Regions from separate parts of the Homo sapiens genome. Here region 1 is linked to region 2. Evidence: read pairs that join two places in POLR2A ChIA-PET (ENCODE). Cell type or tissue: OCI-LY7. All regions are shown on one strand. Links, peaks and the distances in the headings refer to the core of each region. The heading gives the core; the rest is flanking DNA.

Evidence for each region. Peaks named below come from ENCODE experiments on the same cell type or tissue, not always from the same donor. Only the 100,000 strongest peaks of a DNase experiment are listed, where the experiment ranks them.
Region 1: POLR2A ChIA-PET joins it to region 2 with 7 read pairs; 8 of 35 experiments call an interaction of 5 or more read pairs at or near these places.

What each region holds. Positions count from the first base shown.
Region 1 is chr10:86,389,042-86,399,863 of GRCh38, forward strand. No RefSeq gene overlaps it. Among named protein-coding and RNA genes, the nearest start is that of GRID1, 28 kb to the left of the region's middle. RefSeq lists a silencer at 506-895 and enhancers at 1,136-1,235, 2,644-2,743, 2,964-3,343, 10,733-10,822, 10,790-10,822. In OCI-LY7, for the core only: no CTCF peak of the experiment used is centred there; DNase peaks (open chromatin) are centred at 2,730, 3,270, 3,870, 4,550 and 3 weaker places; H3K4me3 peaks cover 4,240 bases; H3K27ac peaks cover 4,641 bases.
Region 2 is chr10:86,476,582-86,487,403 of GRCh38, forward strand. The region is part of intron 4 of WAPL (WAPL cohesin release factor); the gene reads right to left. Among named protein-coding and RNA genes, the nearest start is that of WAPL, 40 kb to the right of the region's middle. RefSeq lists enhancers at 10,277-10,446, 10,457-10,506. In OCI-LY7, for the core only: no CTCF peak of the experiment used is centred there; no DNase peak of the experiment used is centred there; H3K27ac peaks cover 654 bases.

The DNA of each region.
Region 1 (10,822 bases), core at 1,392-6,391, 88 kb before region 2:
GCCACCGCGCCCGGCCCAGTCTATGCTTTTTAAAAACCTATTTGTGGCCAGGCGCGGTGGCTCACGCCTGTAATCCCAGCACTTTAGGAGGCCGAGGTGGGCGGATCACTTGAGGTCAGGAGCTCGAGACCAGCCTGGCCAATATGTGCAACCCCCTCTCTACTAAAAATACAAGCTGGGCGTGGTGGCACGCGCCCGTATTCCCAGCTACTCAGGAGGCTGAGGTAGGAGAATCGCTTGAACCCGGGAAGCAGAGGTTGCAGTGAGCCAAGATTGTGCCACTGCACTCCAGCCTGGGCGATAGAGCGAGACCCGTCTTAAAACAAAACAAAACAAAAACCTATTTGCTTGTTATCTATCTGCCTACACTAGACTGTAAGCTCCAGGTGGTATGCTCAGTGCCTGTAATGGCGCCTGGCACGTGGAAGAGGGTCAATGTTAATTAAAGGAATGAGGGTGACTTGCACACGCCGCATAGTAAAGCGGCAGAGAACTTGCATCAGGCGTCTCTGACCACCGAGCCTGCGAAGACCTAGCTGATTACGACCAGGAAACAGGAGGGGACATGGCCCAAGGTGGGCGGGGCCAGTGCTGGGAAGCCCCGCCCCGCCCCCGATCCTGTGCTCCCAGGTCTGGGCGTTAGGATTCTCTCAGTCCCGGAGCCACGCCGGCTGACCGCAGGGCTCGGGGAGCGCGGCTGGGCCCCTTTTCCCGGGTCCGGGAAGCGCCGGGCCACGCCGGGTCCGCTGGAGAGACTGAGGGCCAGGGTCGCCGCTGCCGCCGGGAGGCGACAGAGCCAGCTGGGCGCACCTGGGTGCTGGCGGCTGCGGAGTCGCGGGGCCCGGTCCTGAGGTCACCTTCCCACCCCGACCTCACGCCCCTTCCTGGTCTGACCCATCACTGCGGCCCACCCGGCTGACAGCGCCCGAGACCCGCGGCGAGCCATCAGGGAGGAGCTGCGGGCTCAGGGTGCAGGAACCTTGGGGACGAGCTGAAGAATGGGTTAATAACCAGGCAAAGAGCGAGGAGGTGGCTGGGCCTGGGGCGTCTGAAGCTGGGGCTTGGGTTGTTCCTTGAAGGAGCAGACAGAAGGCCAGTGTGGCTGGACTCGCCAGGAGGGCTGCTGAGAGGAGGAGGGGCTGGAGGCCCCAATGAGGATTTGGGCTTTTCCTCAAAGTGCCACTGCTACTTTTAATTGTTTGTCACCAGAGAAACAGGATCAAATTTGTCTTGTAAACACCTCTGACTTGGATGGGAGGGAGAGGGAAATGGAAGTGAAAAGCGTTATTCAGGAACAAGGCCAGAGCCGGCCTGGACCAGGGAGTGGAGGCAGGTGTAGGCGTAGAGAGGGATAGATTTTGGAGTTAGAATCGATGGGACCTGAGGATGAGTTAATTGCAAGTGGGGGCGATTAAAAAAAAAAAAAAAAAGCCAACACAGACTCCAGGGTTCTCGCTTAAGCAGCTGCAGAGAGGAGCTGCCGCTTCAGGAAGCGGGAGAGGTCGTTCCAGAAGGCAGTTTGGGGCCATTAAACTTTGACACTCATGAGATTAGAGCAAATCTGTTCCAATACTTAAATCACTGGGAGAAACCGCTTACCAGGGAATTTCCAGTGAAGTTGCCAGTAGAGGGTCTTACTCCAGATCACAAAAAATGCTACCATGCCTGGTGGGGCTGGACTCCGTCTATGTTGGGTTTGGGCCTGGATAAATGTTGCAGCCAGCCTTGATCCTGGGGAGAGGTATTTAAGGATGGGAACATAAAGGCAGCAGCAAAGGAGATTGTCACATGTATGTGGCGATGACAGTCCCATTATCTGCCTGCCTGTCCCTGTGGCCGTGTGTGCCCAGTCCAAGGAGCCAACCTTGCCGGCCGCTGTCCCCTGTGAAGGCAGCAGGACTCACTGAAGCTGGACTGTGGTTATGACCCTGGACTGTTGAGCCAAAACTGTCTGGGTTTGTAATCCCAGCTCCACCTCCTGCTACCTGCATGGCCTTGGGCAAGTTTCTGTGCCTGTTTCCTCATCTGTAAACTGGGAATAATAACATCTAGATCATATGATTGTGGTGAGACACTCACCACCTTATAAAGGATTTACTACTTGATTAAGAAGAACCACGAGCCTGTGGGGACCAGCTCGGAGTGCAGCCACAGATTCCTTAATAAGCTCGTTGGATTTTTAAGTAACATTTTTTTTTTGCTTCCCATGCCAGATGGAGCTGTCACACTGGCAGGTGGTGCTCAGAGGAGGGGTCAGGCTGGAAGGCACCTGTGTAGGACACGATGCTGGTGCCTTGAGAGTGGAGGCACCACCCTGGGTTGGGCTTCTCAGCCCCCACAGAGCACTTACATCACCTGAGAGTGTTGGAAAAATGCCAGTGACCCTGGCCCTCCCCTGGACGCGATCAGCCTGGGCATCAGCATTTCGCAGAACTCCCTGATGATTCTCGTGCAAAGCTAAGATTGAGAACCTCAGGTCTAGGGAGGTCAGGTGGCAAGAGAAGGGCAGGAGCTGAGCAACTGAGCAGCTGAGCAGGGGCAGGGGAGGGTAGGGTGCAATTTCAGAGGCCAGGCTGAGGAGGAGGAGTGAGCAAGGAGACTGAGACCATGTGGCCCTGGTGCGGGAGTGAATCCAGGAGCAAACTGAAGAGGCTGGAGCTTGAAACAAGGGAAGAGGCAGAGCAAGGGACTGCAGAAGTCAAGGACTGAGATGTGGTGATTCCACGTGGCCCGGGAGGTCCCTGGTGACCTTAGCAGACAGGATGCTGGGTGAAGCTAAAAGCTAAAATGGACAGTAGAGTCACCAACTAAGATTAGAAAACACCTGTAGATATAAACAGGGGAAGGAGAAGAGATAGTAGCCGGAAGGAGTTGTGGAGTCAAGGGAAGTTTGGTTTGTTTTCTTTTTAGGGCCTCCTGGGCCTGTTGGGAGGCTGGGGAAGCCCCCAGGAGAGGGAGCAGAGGGAAGCAGGAGGTATGGGAACAGGTCCTTGAGGAGAGAGAAGATGCACCAGAGCCCGGAGGGGCCACTTCTGAGGGAGGAGGGAAGAGGAAGGTGCCAGCCAGAGAGTGGACTCACAGCTGTGAGACAGGCTCCACGGTCCTCCCAAGACCAGAGTCAGGGGTTTAGAGAGAGGGAACAGCTGGAAGGAAAGGAGAAATGCTCTAAGCGGGGGACAGAACTTAGAGACCTGTCTCTAAGGACAGACTCCACGTCTCCCAGGCCTGGGTTGCTGATAGCAGGAGAGGAAATGGCGTCCCCACACTGGAGAAGACTGAAGAAGGGGCAGGGCCTAGGCCAGCCCATGTCTATCAAAGCATCAGGGTGGGATGCTCAGAGAAGTGTGCGGACGCAGGGAGCTTGGGGGCTAGAGTCCTTGAGAGTGCCCTGGAAGGGGAGGGGAGCAAGGGGAGGCTAGAGGTGGGGTAGGTGGAGGGGCTGCAAGCGGCAGGGTGGGAGTAGAGGAGAAGGCTGCGACCTGGGAAGCGTCATCACTGAGGTTGGCCGTAGCACTGGAGCCCACCTCCCCCACCCCAGTACCTGGCCAACTCCAGGCCCAGCCTGGCAGCTCTTCCTCCTGGAACTCTTTCCATACACTTCTAGAAGAGCTTGGTTCTCCTTCCTGGCTGTGCTCTGTGACCTGAGCCCACCTCAGGTAGAGCCCGCTGAAACCTAACCCCTAAATCACCCCTGGGTGCCAGTGCCATCCTGAGCCCAGGTCAGACATGGTCCGGCAGGGCTGGGATGGACGCACGAATGATGCTTAGGAAGTCACGTCTGCATGTCTCAGGGAGTCTGTCAACCTGAACGAGTGAAAGTAGCAAGAACTAATTTAGAGTTATTGAAAGAGGAAGGTCAAGTCCTGATCCCACCTGCCTCTGCTGGTCTCCTCCCTGTGGGTCCTGGGCCCCATGCTGTCACCCTATCCTGGCAGACTGAAGCTGGGGAAAGTGTGCAAGTGACACGTGGTCAGCAAGCACAGCGCCATCCAACACTAAGATGTGGGGCCAGGAAGGTGGACCCAGCTATCAGAGGGGAGGGGGGAATGCTAATTTTTCTTTTTCTTTTTTTCTTTTTTGTTGGGGGTGGGGGTACGGAGTCTCACTCTGTGGCCCAGGCTGGAGTGCAGTGGCATGATCGCAGCTCACTGCAGCCTCTGCCTCCTGGGTTCAAGCAATTCTCCAGCCTCAGCCTCCTGAGTAGCTGGGATTACTCCCAAGTAGCTGGCAGGCGCATGCCACCACACCAGCTAATTTTTGTATTTTTAGTAGAGACAGGGTTTCGCCATGTTGGCCAGGCTCCAGGCTGGTCTCAAACTCCTGACCTCAGGTGATCTGCCCACCTCGGCCTCCCAGAGTGCTGCGATTACAGGTGTGAGCCACTGCACCCGGCCCAATTCTTCTTTTTAAAACGCTCATTTTGTTATTGTATTCTGACAGTGAGATGCACAATGACATCACAGTGTGTGTGCAGCACTGCTTGGAATATGAAGCAAGAATGTGCAATGGAGGACACGGAGGCCAGGGGTGGAGCTGTGGCAGCAAGGGTGGGGCGGGCACTGCTGTAGAGTAGGACATCAAGGTGCAGTGTCGTGAGCATAAGAAGCAAGAGGAGCACCAGGGCAAACAACCACTGGGCTCAGCCGTGCCTCTCACACCTCCTCCCAGGCGTTCTCCAGCACTGGTAGGGTGGGGGGTGATAGACAGTCAGGAATTAAACTTCAAATTATACTCAACTGCAGAATGATAAAGTTATTTCCTTCTTATTTATTTTCCAACTCTTCTGATTATTCACAGGGGAAATAAAAAGTGCTCGTGTAGAGATAATACATTTTCATTATAAAATTTTTAAACATACAGAGAAATAATGAAGTAACAGACACCCTTACTGGCCATGCAGAAATAATCCATGAAATCCCTTTGCTTTGGAGCTGTTTCTCTGTCTGCTAGAAATAAACCACTATAGAGAGAGCTGAGGATCATCCCTTCCCTCCCCTCCCCTCCCCGTGCCCCAGCGGCACAGCTGTTGACGTGTAGTATTGGTTATTGTGTTAGTCAGCTGTAAGGTCTAACTGACTTTTCTACACTTTGATATATGTGTATATTTCCATTAATGATGTATATTATAGCTTCAGTGTCTTTCACTTTACATAAATTATGATAATACTGTGTATATCGTGTTGCAGCTTGCTTTTATCTTGCATCATGTTTTTGATGTTTAGATGCGTTGGCAGACGGAGTTTCATACTGTCTGGCTTTGCTGCTTTGGAGTATTCGATGATAGACAATGCCGCATCTCACTCTCCTGTTCCCCTTCCAGGGCAGAGTCGGTTTTTTTCCACTTCTTTAGAATGGCCAACAGTGCCACAGTGAATGTCTTGGTACTTATGCCCTTGCGAACATAGGAACAGGTTTCTCTAGAGCAGTTACTTACAAATGTCTCTACCTAGAGCAGATACTTACAAATGTCTCTACCACAAAGTATGCAGATATCTAAGTAGGATTAACAAAGTGTTCTCCACATAGTAGGCTGATTCAGATTCCAACAAACGGAGTACACAATTTCCTGTTTCTGCCCGTCTCGCCAGCTTCCCTATGGTTCCCTCTCTGAAAATCTTGTTTTACCCTTACTCCTGAATGATAGTTTAAAATGAAATGTATCATCAGGGCTGGGCACAGTGGCTCAAGCCTGTAATCCCAACAATTTGGGAGGCAGAGGTGGGTGGATCACTTGAGGTCAGGAGTTCAAGACCAGCCTGGCCAACATGGTGAAACCCCATCTCTACCAAAAATATAAAAAATTAGCTGGGTGTGGTGGCACGAGCCTGTGTAATCCCAGCTACTCAGGAGGCTGAAGCAGGAGAACCACTTGAACCCAGGAGGCAGAGGTTGCAGTGAGCCAAAATCATGCCACTGCACTCCAACCTGGGCAACAGAGCGAGACTCCGTCTCAAAAAAAAAGGTGACTTCAGACTTTTTAAGTTGTGCAAATCTTATGGGTTTACAGAAGTAAAGGTTTGTTTTTCTTTTTCTTTTTTTAAGGCAGGGAGAATTTTAGCCTGGTTTTTTGTTTTTTTTAATTGTTGCTGTTGTTGTTATTTTGTTTGTTGTTTTTTTTTTTTTTTTTTTTAGACAGTCTCGCTCTGTCATCCAGGCTGGAGTGCAGGGGTAAGATCATAGCTCACTTCAGCCTCCACTCCCAGGCTCAAGTGATTCTCCCACCTAAGCCTCCCAAGTAGCTGGGACTATAAGCACACCCCACCACACTCAGCTAGTTTTTTTGTATTTTTAGTAGATGAAGTCTCACTATGTTGCCCAGGCTGGTCTCAAACTCCTGAACTCAAGTGATCCTCCTGCCTCGGCCTCCCAAAATGCTTGGATTACAGGCATGCACCACAGCTCCCAGCCTACATATATATTTTGTTGTTATTGTTGTTGAGAGAAAGTCTCTCTCTGTCAGCCTCTACCTTGCAGGCTCAAGTGAGCCTCCCACCTCAGCCTCTGGAGTAGCTGGCACTGACTACAGGTGCATACCACCATGCCCAGCTAATTTTTTTTATTATTATTTTTGTAGAGATGGGATTTTGCCACGTTGCTCAGGCTGGCCTCAAATTCCTGGGCTCAAGCAATCTGCCCACCTCGGCCTCCCAAAGTGCTGGGATTACAGCATGAGCCACCACACCCAGCCTATATTTTATTTATTTGAGATGGAGTTTCTTTCTGCCACCCAAGCTGGAGTGCAGTGGTGTGATCTCAACTCACTGCAACCTCCACCTCCCAAGTTCAAGAGATTCTCCTGCCTCAGCCTCCCAGGTAGCTGGGATTACAGGCGCCCACCACTACACCCGGCTAATTTTTGTATTTTTAGTAGAGATGGGATTTCCCCCATGTTGGCCAGGCTGGTCTTGAACTCCTGACCTCAAGTGATCCGCCCGCTTCAGCCTCCCAAAGTGCTGAGATTACAGGTGTGAGCCACTGTGCCTGGATTCAAAGTATCCTTTTTAAACAAATAACTTCATTTTTAAAATGAACAAAAGACCTGAATAGACATTTCCCAAAAGAAGGCATACAAACGGTCAGCAGGTATATGAAAAAATGTTCAATATCACTAATCATCAAGGAAATGCAAATCAAACCATGATGAGATACCATCTCACCCAAGTTAGAACGGCTATTATCAAAAAGACAAAAAATAACAGACGTTGGCAAGGATTCGGAGAAAGGGGAACACTCATACACTGTTAGTGGGAATATAAACTAGGACAGCCACTATGAACAACAGTATGGAGGCGCTTCAAAAAACTAAAAGTAGAACTACCATATGATCTAGCAATCCCACTGCTGGATATATCCAAAAGACAGGAAATCAGTAAACCTAAGAACTATCTGCACTCCCATGTTTATTACAGCACTGTTCATATTAGTCAAGAAGTGAAATCAACCTAAGAATCCACCAATGAATGAATGGATAAGGAAAATGTGGTATATATACACAAAGAAACATTATTTGGCCATAAAACAGAATAATATCCTTTCATTTGTAGCAACATGGATGGAGCTGGAGTTCATTATGTTGAGTGAAATAAACAGGTACAAAAATACAAATATCACATGTTCTCACTCAAATGTGGGAGCTAAAAAAGTGGATCTTACGGAGGCATGGAGTAGAATGATGCTTACCAGGGCCTGAGAAGGGTAGAAGGGAGAAGAGATAATGAAAAGTTGGTTAGTGAATACAAATATACAGTTAAAAGAAATAAGTTCTAGTGTTTGATAGTACAGTAGGGTGACTATAGTTAACAATAATTGATTATATATTCCAAAATAGCTAGAAGAGAAGAATTGGAATGTTTCCAACACAAAGAAAAATGTTTGAGGTGATATATAATCCAATTACCTGAATTTGATCATTACACATTGTATACATGTATCAAACTATTGGGTGTACCCTCAAAATATATACAACCATCATATATCAATAAAACAAAGTGTCCTTTTTAAAATACATTAAATTTAATCTGAAAAATGGCAGTGGTGGTGAAAACATAACTTTGTGCTTTCTGAATCCCCACATAATTATAGTCAGAGCAACAAGACATTAAAACCAAAACCCGTGGACAACATTGCAACAAAACTAAGTGATAGGTTATCCTGTCACCACAAAATGCAAGTGGGTGGACAACAACCATGACACCTGCACAGCATCAGCATGCGCTGGGGGAAAGCCGAGGGAAGCAACAGGTTACCTGGGCACCTGAGGGCCCTGTTCATCCACAGTGCAGGGGCCGGGTGAGAACCAGCAGTTTGTCTCACTCCAGATCTTACCAGATCTGCGGTAAGATCTGAAGGTCTGTGAATTCTCTCACTGATCTGCGAGGGCTCCCTTCCGGACTGCACCCCACAATGGACAGCAACTGCTGGAAATTGAATCAAAATTAAGCAGGGGCCAGGCATGGTGGCTCATGCCTGTAATCCCAGCAATTTGGGAGGCCAAGGGGGGAGGATTGCTTGAGGCCAGGATTTTGAGACCACTCTTGGCCACATAGTGAGACCCAGTCTCTTTAAACTCGCCCGCAGAGTTCTTTTTTCTTTTTTTTAACAGGATGAGAAAAATAGGAGCTTCAACTCATCTCCAACCAGGGTGAGGCAGGTGAGCAAAGAAAGGTCCTGGCTTGCAGCAAAGAATTTCAGAGCATACTAAACAGTTAAGGGATGCAGAAAATGAGATTTTAATGCAATAATTTTTTAAACAAAATTCAATGCCAAAAAATCCAGGATGAACAAAATATCAACCTTTTAAATAAAGATAGGATATTAATAGTCTTGTACTGAACCATACTGGAGCCTGAGGCCAAAGGAATAATCAGTGATGCTGATCCTGTCTTTATTATAGTGAAACAGTAACACGGTCCATAGCCCTTCTTGAGGATCTACTAAAGCACCAGTCGCAGAGACCAAAATAACTAGAGAAACATCACATTAATGATTGGTGATGATTAACAAATGTATAGTTATTTGTGGAGTGAAGACTAAATGAGGGTTTAAAAAGAGAGATTATGCTATCTAATGGCTTTACCATCTGAGAATGTAGAGTACAAACAAAAATAGGGGGTAGGCTGGGTACAGTGGCTCACGCCTGTAATCCCAGCACTTTGGGAGGCCAAGGAGGGCAGAACACCTGAGTTCAGGGGTTTGAGACCAGCCTAGCCAACATGGTGAAACCCTGTCTCTACTAAAAATACAAAAATTAGCCAGGCATGGTGGCATGTGCCTGTAATCCCAGCTACTCGGGAGACTGAGGCAGGAGAATCGCTTGAACCCAGGAGGCAGAGGTTGCAGTGAGCCAAGATTGTGCCACTGCACTCCAGCCTGGGCAACAGAGCAAGACTCTGTCTCAAAAAAAAAAAAAAAAAAATGGGGGGGATAAAAATAACATATGCAGAAAGAAAAAGTTTTAGGTGTTTTCAGAAATTATAGCTAGTTATGGTATTGATATTGTTATTCTGAACCTGTAAGTATATAAATTGAAATAAAACAAATGACTAATTGGATTCTAATTCAGTTATTCCTGGTGTCCTTAAGAACCAGGATTCCCAGTGTGGAAGAAAAGAAATACAGGTGTAATCAAGAAGTCCTCCACTTAACGTAGTTACATCAGTATAAATTCCCAGTGTATTTTATCATATATGTAATTTACAGCTCCTCCATTGAAAAGACCTAGAAACAAAGATCAACCAAGAAGTGAAGAGGATTCCTAGCACCCCAAACTGGTAAGATGTCTTGTCATTCCAGATAACAAGGAAGTGTTCAAAGGCTACTAGGGTCACATCTAAAGGACCCAAGGATTAACCTGAAGGGCTCCAGCTGCCCAAAGAGGGGACAATTTGTATGTTACTACTGACAGTAACTGCAACGTATTGAAATCCATCTAGCACATTTAAATCCTTGGCATCGTGATGGTATATTTTTTTAACTCTTCATTTTGGGAGGATGACAGGGTAGCAATTCGTCATCTTGAAAACGGATAAATAAATGCAAAGAAACAAGCATTTACCCGCCTTTCCTCTGTGAACGGTTCCACTGGGTAACCAAATAGCAGATGAGGAGAAGAGTCTCTTTATAAAATCAACCCAGATGATAAATGAAAAATAAATTATATAATTAGTATATCACCATTTTCATCCCCCAGTGAATTAATGAATGTAAGCATTGGACATCGTCTCTCCTCAGATCTCAAAAAATAGAGACAACCAGACATTATGTGCCTCCTGACAAAACAGCACTCCACCACCTGGAGTCTCACCAAAAATCTTGAACCTGAGTCTGATCAAGCCTTTGGATCCAGCTGTCAATTTGCAGGAAATGCAGAAAACAGGGAGATGTGTTGAACTGCACCAGGAGAATGCAATCAGTGAAATCCAGACTAGAAATCTCTTCAGATTCTTCCAAGGATACATTGCAAGGAAAAGAAAGTGATGGAGAAAGAAACTACAAATTAAAGAGACTTAAAATATATTAACAAAATGAGCAAGTCTAATTTATAGCCTCTAGAGAGGCGAACTTGGGTGACAACAATTTTTTAAAAACTCGGGTAAGTAATTACTATGAAAGGCAGGAGAGTGGCTACTTTGGGAAGGAGGGAGTCGAGTGAAATCGGGAAGGAGCACGGGTAAGGTATTCTGGGGGAAAGTACTGTTTCTTGGCTTGGGTAGTGGTTACAAAGGTGTTCATTTGATAATAATTCACAAATCTTCACATTTGTGTGGCTTTCTGTGTATTGGCGATTGAATTCAAACTCAGAACTGCTAAGGCCAGCGCCCAA
Region 2 (10,822 bases), core at 1,985-6,984:
AGGAGGCTGAGGCGGGAGAATCAGTTGAACCCGGGAGGTGGAGGTTGCAGTGAGCCGAGATTGCGCCACTGCACTCCAGCCTGGGCGACAAAGCGAGACTGTCTTTAAAAAAAAAAAAAAAAAAGTGCTTTGTAAGTATTAAATGTTATTATTAATTGTTATGTGATGATGTGCTGCTAGGTTTAAGTCTAACACATTCGTAAGAAAACAGAAATATATAGCCTACCTACCTAATAAAGAATATGATAAACAAATGGAATAACTGATGTGTCTATTCATCTCAAAAGTCCTTGAAGCATAACAGCATACAGAATAATTGAACAATTTATATTAAAAGGTCATATTAAAGGAACTTTTGGTTATGCTGTTGAACAAGGCAATTTAGTAATACTATTAGTTTTAAAGCTTTTGATGATGTTTTACCATTTTAATACTAATAAGCAATCTAAAGGGAAGTAGTCCAATTAGAACTTTTTCTTGACTTTTATTTCAGTGTCTTACAAGATTAATATAGGGTTTATTATGGGAGGAGAGATATTGAAGACACATCTAATTAAAAATTAAAATAAGTAATATCTGTATATGGCTAACATACACATATGGCAGGGAGAGGAAGAAACAGGGAAAGAGAGAAAAGGGAACACTGACTGAGCTCTTTACATCATTCCAAAACAGTACAGTAATTCCACATGCTCCTAAGTGAACTGTGTATGTAAAGCACAAAACAGTGGTATGTCACAGGCTAATTTCACTCAGTGGAAGTGATTGTGTGTACAATATATGTAAAAGTATCATACAGCAATCAACTTTCCATGGAAAATCAAAAATCACCCTTACCATTTAGCAACCTAGCTAAATGTTAACAGAGTCATTCTGATTGCACCACCAGGCTTGTCTTTAATCTTCTTAATTTTATTCTTGTTTGAAAAGCAGATACAGGGCCAGGTACCGTGACTCATGCCTGTAATCCCAGCATTTTGGTAGGCCGAGACAGGTGGATCACCTGAGGTCAGGAGTTGGAGACCAGCCTAACCAACATGGTGAAATCCCATCTCTACTAAATACAAAAAATTAGCCAGGTGTGGTGGCAGGCACTGTAGTCCCAGCTACTTGGGAGGCTGAGGCAGGAGAATCGCTTGAACCCAGAAGGTAGAGGCTGCAGTGAGCCAAGATTGCACCATTGCACTCCAGCCTGGGCAACAGAAAAGCAGATACAGGCCGGGTGCAGTGGCTCACGCCTGTAATCCTAGCACTTTGGGAGGTCAAGGTGGGCGGATCACTTGAGGTCAGGAGTTTGAAACCAGCCTGGCCAACATGGTGAAACCCCGTCTCGCATGGTGGTAGGTGCCTGTAATCCCCGCTACTCAGGAGACTAAGGCAGGAGAATTGCTTGAACCCGGGAGGCGGAGGTTGCAGTGAACTGAGATCGTGCCATTGCACTCCACCCTGAGCAACAAAAGCGAAACTCTGTCTCGGAAAAAAAAAAAAAAGAAAGAAAGAAAAGCAGATACAGCATATAAACCAGATACCTAAACTTTTTTCTGTATTAAAAAAAAAAAAAATTGTGGCTAAGCATGGTAGCTCTCACCCATAATCCCAGCAAGTTGGGAGGCCAAGGGAGACAGATGTCTTGCGCCCAGGAGTTTGAGACAGCCTGTGCAACACGGTGAAACTCAGTCTCTACAAAAAATACAAAAATTAGCTGGGAATGGTGGCACGTGCCTGTGGTCCCAGCTACTCGAGACGCTGAGGTGGGAGGATCACCTCCTGAGTCCAGGAAGTGGAGGCTGCAGTGAGCCAAGATCACACCACTGCACTCCAGCCTGGGTGACAGAGCGAGATCCTGTCTCCAAAAAAAAAGGATGGATTCTGTGTGCTAGGTAAATTAATGAGAAAAATACTTAGAACAAAATAAGCAAAAAGTTCATAATAATAATCTAACATTCTAAATATTCAGAACCATTTTAGCATATTTCAATACTAGTAATCTTAAATATATTATTCTTTTGTATTCAGTGCTCCAGGGGCATAAGCAAGAAAAACCTCAAATGTGACATTCCATTAAAGCTAAAGAAAAAATATTCCACTGACAAACTGATGGGGCATTTCTTCATGAGAGATAATATAGTTTCTATAAAAACAATGGATAAAAGTTGGTTTTTACAATAACACCACAAAGGTTGTTGTTAACAGACTGGATTACTGAATCACAACTATAAACCAGAGGAAAAGGCCGGGCGTGGTGGCTCACGTCTGTAATCCCAGCACTTTGGGAGGCCGAGGTGGGCAGACCACTTGAGGTCAGGAGTTTGAGACCAGGCTGTCCAACATAGTGAAACCCCATCTCTACTAAAAATACAAAAAAATTAGCCGGGTGTGGTGGCACACATCTGTAATTCCAGCTACCCCGGGAGGCTGAGGAAGGAGAATCACTTGAGCCTTGGGAGATGGAGGTTGCAGTGAGCCAAGACTGCACCACTGCACTACAGCCTGGGTGACAGAGTGACACTCCATCTCAAAAAAACAAAAACAAACAAAAAAAACAAAACAACAACAACAAAAACAGAGGAAAGAAAGCATTCCTTCCTGAAAATCTAAGAGGAAATGACATGTTATCCCCCACTGGGCTGGCTCATAAAAGCCAGGAAAAAAAGGAATGGGTTTCTTTTGTTCTTGTTTTGTTTTGTTTTTGAGACAAAGTTTCTCGCTCTTACTGCCCAGGCTGGAGTGCAATGGTGTGATTTCGGCTCACTGTAACCTGCGCCTCCCGGGTTCAAGCGATTCTCCTGCCTCAGCCTCCCGAGTAGCTGGGATTACAAGCGCCAGCACGCCTGGCTAATTTTTGTATTTCTAGTAGAGATGGGGTTTTGCCATGTTGGCCAGGCTGGTCTTGAACTCCTGACCTCAGGTGATCCACCTGCCTTGGCCTCCCAAAGTGCTGGGACTACTGGCGTGAGCCACAGCGCACAGCCAAAAAAAAGGAATGTTTTTAAGCCATAAATACTTTATGAACAAGAAGAGCAAATTTATTTATACGTTTTAAAAACTATGTGCTATATGAAGACAAAATAGTAAGCTGATAAGAATTCATCCAGCTTTATCCACCCAAGGATATCACCAGTAATTCAATCAATCAGCACGAAGTACAACTAAATGAACTCTGAAGAAGTACTGCAATGCATAACTATGTGTGTATGTGTGCACAGTACTTTAGCGGCAATTCAAAAGGGGGAAGTAGAAAAAAACAATTTGGATCTGGATTGTCAAAAATTTCTTTAAAGGATTTATAAAAATCCTTTAAAAAAGACAATTGGAATCAGAAGCAGGAGAAGAAAAGTCTTACAAAGAATCTTTGAGCTCTTTACAACTTCCTTTTAAGCATAATCATACAATCTCAAATGGTCTTAAACTATAAAAAACATAACACATGTTAAATATCCAGAGTATTGAATTATTTGAAGGAAGACTACAGAAACTCCTAAATTAAAACCAACAGCATCTGTACTATCAAGAATTAGAAATTGTAATATGCAATATGAAACACTGTAGAGAATCTAATCCACATCTAACGAGAAGAAATAAAGCTGCAAAGTCTTTCTTCTCTGCCCGAATCAACTGCATACAACAGGTAGTAATGACTTTTAAAGACAGCTGCCATTTTTATGAAAAAATTGTCAATTCCTATCTTCATGAAGAACAATGCACACCACTACTGTGAGTAGAACTTCAAAAGCATAATTGGTAGCCACGGTTTTATTAAAAGTAGGTAACTGTCACTTCAGAATATCACCAGGAAATAGCATAACTTGGTCATAAGTTCTAAAAAGTCCATGCAAAAAACCATAAAATTCAGTAGTTGGCATTTTGTGAGAACATAACTTAGCCTATAATTCAACAATTAAAACTAAAAGATACTAGTATGAGAGCCATGACCAAAATCAGCTAAAATAACAGTTCTCACAACTAAAAATACCATTAAATATTGATGACAAGTTGTATTAGAAAGATGATTATCAAATTTAGAAATAAAAAAACCGGAAGCTATAAATATCTTGAGACAACACCACCTGTGATTAGAGAATATCCATTCTCCCCTTCATTTTCCTTTAAAAACATTTAGCTGGACAAATGCTCACATAGATTTCTCAACATCTTGATGCTTGCATGGGCATGTGACTAAGCTCTTGCCAATGAAGTGTGAAGAGAAGTGAGGTACACCTTCTGGGTCCTGGCTTCTAGGGATGGTTCATTGCCTTCCCTTCTAGTTCCTTCTATCTTAATCAATAGTCCAGAAATGGTAGAATACCACCACACAAGGGAAACTTGGGTCCCCTACACTGCAGCAATTTGAAAATTGTCCAGAGATAAACAACCAGAGACTGGTAAGCCAGAGAAAAATAAGCTATCTATTAATAACTAATTTGGGATTTCTTTTACAACATCTGAACCAGATCCTAAGAAGCCACCTTTGAACAACAGTAAATTGAGATTAGAAACAAATAATAACAGGACATGCTGAAAGTATAAAATTTTGCCAATACTGGATGTGGGTAAACTATGCACATACAACGTTAAAAAGAAACAATTTAAAAGATATAAACAGTCAACATGTAAGAGAATGGAGGAAGACAGAAACTAAAGAAAAAAAATCTAAAACCAATCTTTAGAATTATAAAAATATATACTGGGGAAGATCTACATGAACTGATAGTGATTTCCAAGAAATATTACTAAATTTTAAAGGAGAGACAGTGCAAAACAGGACATATAGATGCTACTTTTTATGTAAGAAAAAAAAAATTTTTTTTTGAGACAGCGTTTCGCTCTTGTTGCCCAGGCTGGAGTGCAATGGCGCGATCTTGGCTCACTGCAACCTCCGCCTCCCAGATTCATGCGATTCTCCTGCCTCAGCCTCCCGAGTAGCTGGGATTACAGGCATGTGCTACCACGCCCAGCTAATTTTGTATTTTTAGTAGAGACGGGGTTTATCCATGTTGGTCAGGCTGCTCTCGAACTCCTGACCTTAGGTGATCTGCCTGCTTTGGCATCCCAAAGAGCTGGGATTACAGGCGTGAACCACCGCGCCGGGCTGAAAAATTTTAGTCTGTTTATTTTTATATAAAAAAGAAACATAGAAAAGAAGCAGCAGAAAACAATAAAATTGGTTCCCTACAAGGGTGGGTGACAGACTGGAACACATCTCAGATGAAGTGACCTCATTAAACTTACCTTTTTATATAGTTTTGACTTTTATAATGTTGTACACATTAAAAAAAAAAAAGTAAGAATGGAAACGGAAAACCCCAACACTTAAAGCAAACCAGAACAAAGAAACCTACTCATATTTCACATGGACAGCAAACACTGTGAAGAGAAGCCAGACAAACCACCCAATGCACTGACCAGTCAAGAGGCAGGCAGGCAGAAATAATCCCAAGTAATTTGTGAACATATTATTTGACTTTATACCCTCAATCTTGGGCAGGGTGGAGTAGGGCAAGGGCAGAATTGCCAAACAATTCCTGAAAATTTTTGTAAATTTACTTATTGTAGTGGAATGGGCAAAGCAATTCTGTACCTATTTAGATATAAGTTGAGTAAATGTGCTGCTGCTGTTGTTCACTGTGAAAAAGACATAAGGCCAGAAAGAACCCTGGGCTCTCACTGTGAAAAAGACAGAAGGCAAGAAATAATCCTGTGAAAATGCATGGATACTGAAGATTATGTGTGAATTCATGATTTCTAGATCACTTATGTACACAGGCATGAATCCACATATATATGTGAAGGTATATTTGTATGTGAATGTATGTGAATATATATGTATGTATGTAATATATGTATACGTGCATGTTTCCTATGCCCGTTTGCTAAAAGCGCCAAGAAGCAAAGGACACACCTAGGGCCCATTATCATAGTCTCTAATACCATTCTCCACTAAAGAGAATCATTACTCCTCGGAGAATGGACCTGATCCCGAGCCTACAGCTGACCAGGTACAAGATGAACCTAGAACACTGTGTTACACCAGGAAGAAAGAAGTTTTCACAAAATGATGGGGACATGGCAGACAAATCAAACAGCCAGCTTAATGAGGCTCTACTAGCCAAATCAGGACAAATTTAGGCCCCAAATAATTAAATACAGTAATAGATTATAAACCATTTGGGAAAAAGTAGGGATTCACTAAAGAAGTCAAATTCATAGGAACAAAGAGTGGAAAGGTGGTTGCCAGGGGCTGGCAGGTAGGGGAAATGGGATTTTGGTCAAAGGGTAGAAACTTCCCATTATAAAATGATTAGCTTCTGGAGATCTGACTTATAGCATGGTAACTACAGTTAATAATAATGTACTTTACAGAGTTATGTACCACATAACAAGGTTTTGGTCAATTACAAACTGCATATGTAACGGTGGTCTCATAAGATTTTAATGGAGCTGAAAAATTCCTAACATTTAGTGACATCTTAGCACAATGCATTAGGCGAGTGTTTGTAGTGATGCTTTTGTAAACAAACCTACTGTGCTGCCAGTCCTATAAGGGTACAGTACATACATGCCAGGTGCGGTGGCTCACGCCTGTAATCCTAGCATTTTGGGAGGCCGAGGTGGGTGGATCACCCGAGGTCGGGAGTTTGAGACCAGCCTGACCAACATGGAAAAACCCTGCCTCTATGAAAAATACAAAATTGGCTGGGCGTGGAGGTGCATGCCTGTAATCCCAGGTACTCTGGAGGCTGAGGCAGGAGAATTGCTTGAACCTGCGAGGCGGAGGTTGCGGTAAGCTGAGATCCCACCACTGCACTCCAGCCTGGACAACAAGAGCAAAAACTCCATCTCAAAAAAAAAAAAGAGTATAGCACATACAATTAGATACAGTAAGTAACACTTGACAATGAATGACTATTAACAATAGCAGTTACTGGTTTATGTATTTACTATATTTTAACCATTTTAGAATATACTCCTTCTACTTGTAAAACAAAAAAAAGTTCATTGTAAAACCGCTTCAGACAGGTACTTCAGGAGTTATTCCAGAAGAAGGCTGGCATCATAGGAGATGACAGCTCCACGTATGTTAGTGCCCTTGAAGAACTTCCAGTGGCACAAGATGTGGAGGTGGAAGACTGTGAGAATTATGATCTTCACTCTGGATAGGTCTAGGCTGGTGTATCTTAAGTTTTTAACAAAAAAAAAAAAAAATTTTTTTTTCTTTTTTTTTTTTTTTTTTTTTTGGCAGTCTCACTCTGTTGCCCAGGCTGGAGTACAGTGGCGCGATCTCGGCTCCCGCCACCACGCCTGGCTAACTGTATTTTTAGTAGAGATGGGGTTTCACCATGTTGGCCAGACTGGCCTCAAACTCCTGACCTCAGGTGACCCACCTGCCTCAACTTCCCCAAGTGCCGGGATTACAGGCGTGAGCCACCGCACCCAGGCAACAAAAAAGATTTTAAAGTAAAATTAAAAATAATTTTAAAAATAGAAAAAAGCTTACGGAATAAAGATATAAAGAATGAAAATATTTTTGTACAGTAGTACAGTGTGTTTGTTTTAAGCTATGTGTTATTAACAATAGCCAAAAAGTTTTAAACAAATTAAAACGTTTATAATGTTAAAAAGTTACAGTAAGCTGGTTGGCCACAGTGCCTCACGTCTGTAATCCCAACACTTTGGGAGGCCAAGCTGGGAGGATTGCTTGAGCCCAGGAGTTCAAGACCAGCCTCGACAACATGGTGAAACCCCACCTCTACAAAAAATACAAGATCACCAGGGTGTGGTGATGTCCACCTGTAGTCCCAGCTACTAGGGACGCTGAGGTGGGAGGATCAGTTGAGCCCAGGAGGTCAAGGCTGCAATGAACAGTGTTCACACCACTGCACTTCAACCTAGGTGACAGAGGGAGATTGTCTCAAAACAAAAAGCAAAAAGAAAAAAACAAGCCATTACAGTAAGCTAAGGTTAATTTATCATTGAAGAAACTATTATAACTTTAGTGCAGCATACGTGTACAGTCTTTATAAAGTCTACAGTAGTGTCCTAAGCTTTCACATTCACTCACTGACTCCCAAAGAAACTTGCAATCCTGCAAGCTCCATTCATGGTTAAGTGTCCTATATAGGTGTACCATTTTTATATGTATTTTTACTGTACCTTTTCTAGGTTTAGATACACAAATACTTACCACTGTGTTACAACTGCCTACAATATTCAGTACGGCAACATATCAGAAGCAACAGGCTATACCATATAGCCTAGGTGTGTGGCAGACTATCCCATCTAGCTTTGTGTTCTGTGTGCACAATGAAATCGCCTAATGATGCATTTCTCAGAATGTAACCCTGTCATTAAGTAATGCGTGACTGTAGTACAAAATGGAAAAACAAATGAAATTCCAAACTATAAACACCCTAACACACACACAGGCACACACGCATGTGCGTGTGCTCACTCGTGCTCTCTCTCTCCCCTCCCCCGTCCCTCCCATCTCCCCCCACTCACCCCCCAACCCCTACCCCCCTCCTTCCCATCTATAACTATCAAATAGATGTCAGTGCTTTCCAGCTCCTGATAACCCCTGGCCACATTTTCTCACTTCAAGCCTCATTTCCTGGGAAATAAGAGTAAAATACTTTGAACTTTCAAACTTTAAAGGCACCTATACTAAAGAAAATACGATTAGGCAGGGCACGGTAGCTCACATCTGTAATCCCAGCACATTGGGAGGCCGAGGGAGGCGGATCGCTTGAGATCAGGAGTTCAAGACCAACATGGTAAAACCCCGTCTCTACTAAAAATACAAAAATTAGCCCTAGGACATGGTGGCACCCACCTGTAGTCCCAGCTACTCAAGAGGCTAAGGCAGTTGAATCACTTGAACCCAAGAGACAGAGATTGCAGTGAGCTGAGACTGCGCCACTGCACTCCAGCCTGGGCAACAGAGCGAGACTCCATATCCAAAACAAAAAAAAAGATTAACAGTACTTTCATTACTTATTAAAATCCTTCCAGAATAAAGTATTAAAGGAAAAAAAAGCACAAGAATTGGATCACAGAGAGAAAATAATTTACATTTTCCTAAGCCTTTTTGACTTATACAGATCAATGATTTTAATTACCTGGTTTAATATTTAAGTTAAATACTACCTATATAAAAGGAAGCAATATGCTTCTGGTTTGGAACAAACACACTGAGGAAATACTAAGACTGCTCAAAATTCCAGTAGGAAAAAACAATTCTGCCTTTTTAAGATACTCTTCTTATTCATTTTTGTATCCCTAGCACAGTGAAAGTCATGTAGTAAACACCAAACAAAAACAATGATGAAAAAAAGCCAACTAAAACCGACTCCCTCTCTTCCATACCTAGGCCCAGCCAGAACCTGCTCAGCTTCAACAACTCTTTGGATCACCCACCCAGGAGCTGTAAGTGAATGGCAGCAGCTATTAACTTCCACACTTTTGCCAGTTTCCCTCATCACCAATCCAATTGCTACAGTCATTCTTTTTTTCAGGCTTCATATCAATTAATATATCAGGTTTCTAGTACTTGAGAATATAGTGGATCTCACAATACCACATGATGACTGGATCTCAAGATAGTCAGTGAGTCCCCATACATATAACAAAGGTAACACTGGGTAAAACTGTTCTGACAGAAAAATATGCTATTTCATGAGAGTGGGTTCTAACTGCTAAAGGAAGACACTGTGTGGAAGGAACATTTGTTCTTGGGTGAGATGTGGGAGTACTTGTCCTTTAAAGTCTCTTCAATTGTAAGATTTTGCTAGTAAGTTGACAACCCGTATAAACTCATTTTATAAAACAAAAAATGAAGTTTATCAAAGTATAAAGCTATATTCAACTTTAAAACTGCAGGTTTATGTAATTACAACATTCTAAAACAACTAAATATGTAACCATGATTTATACTGATAAATTTTAATTGCCCAGAAGCCCCCTATCCAGTGTCATATTGAAGGACAGATGGGAAGAAAAAATTAAGTCCAGAATGTTCCTTAAAGAGTTAGACAAAAGATAGTGCTAGAAGGGCCTAGCTTTAAACCACAGGGGAATGATGAAAGTAAAGGTATAGGCTGGGCATGATGGCTTATGCCTGTAATCCCACCACTTTGGGAGGCCGAGACCGGCAGATGGCTAGACTCAGGAGCCCGAGACTAGCCTGGGAAAAATGGTGAAACCCCATCTCTACAAAAAATACAAAAAATTAGCTGGACGCAGTGGCGTGTGCCTATAGTCCCAGCTACCCTAGAGGCTGAAGCACAGGAATCACTTGAGCCCAGGAAGTCGAGGCTGCAGTGAGACATGATCACACCATTGCACTCCAGCCTGAGCAACTGGAGTGAAACCCTGTCTCAACAACAAAAAAAGAACGTAAAGGTATAAATATTGGAGAATTGAAACTGAGATTGACGTTATGGTTAGTTTCATCAATGACCCAGCAGCAGTCTTAACTGCAAAACAAGATGGCCAACATCCCAGGTAAAACACAACCAACCCCGCAAGCACTGAAAACCTGTACAGTCAGCCTGACTATACAGACAATGAATGCTTACAAGCAGGGATGACAGGCAGCAGCTGAATGAAAAGGTAGAAGTCAAACCACAAGCAGGGCAAGCAGAAGAAATAATCTAAGTATATCAGCACACATATGACAGCTACAAATAATGGCATGTAGGGAAGCTGTAGCCAGAAATCAGAAACTGGATGACATTTCATGAACGAAAGTACCAAGAACTGCTCAATGATCAAAACCTTACCTAGAAACAATAGGTAGTTAAATCCAGGTATGTTTCAACCCTAT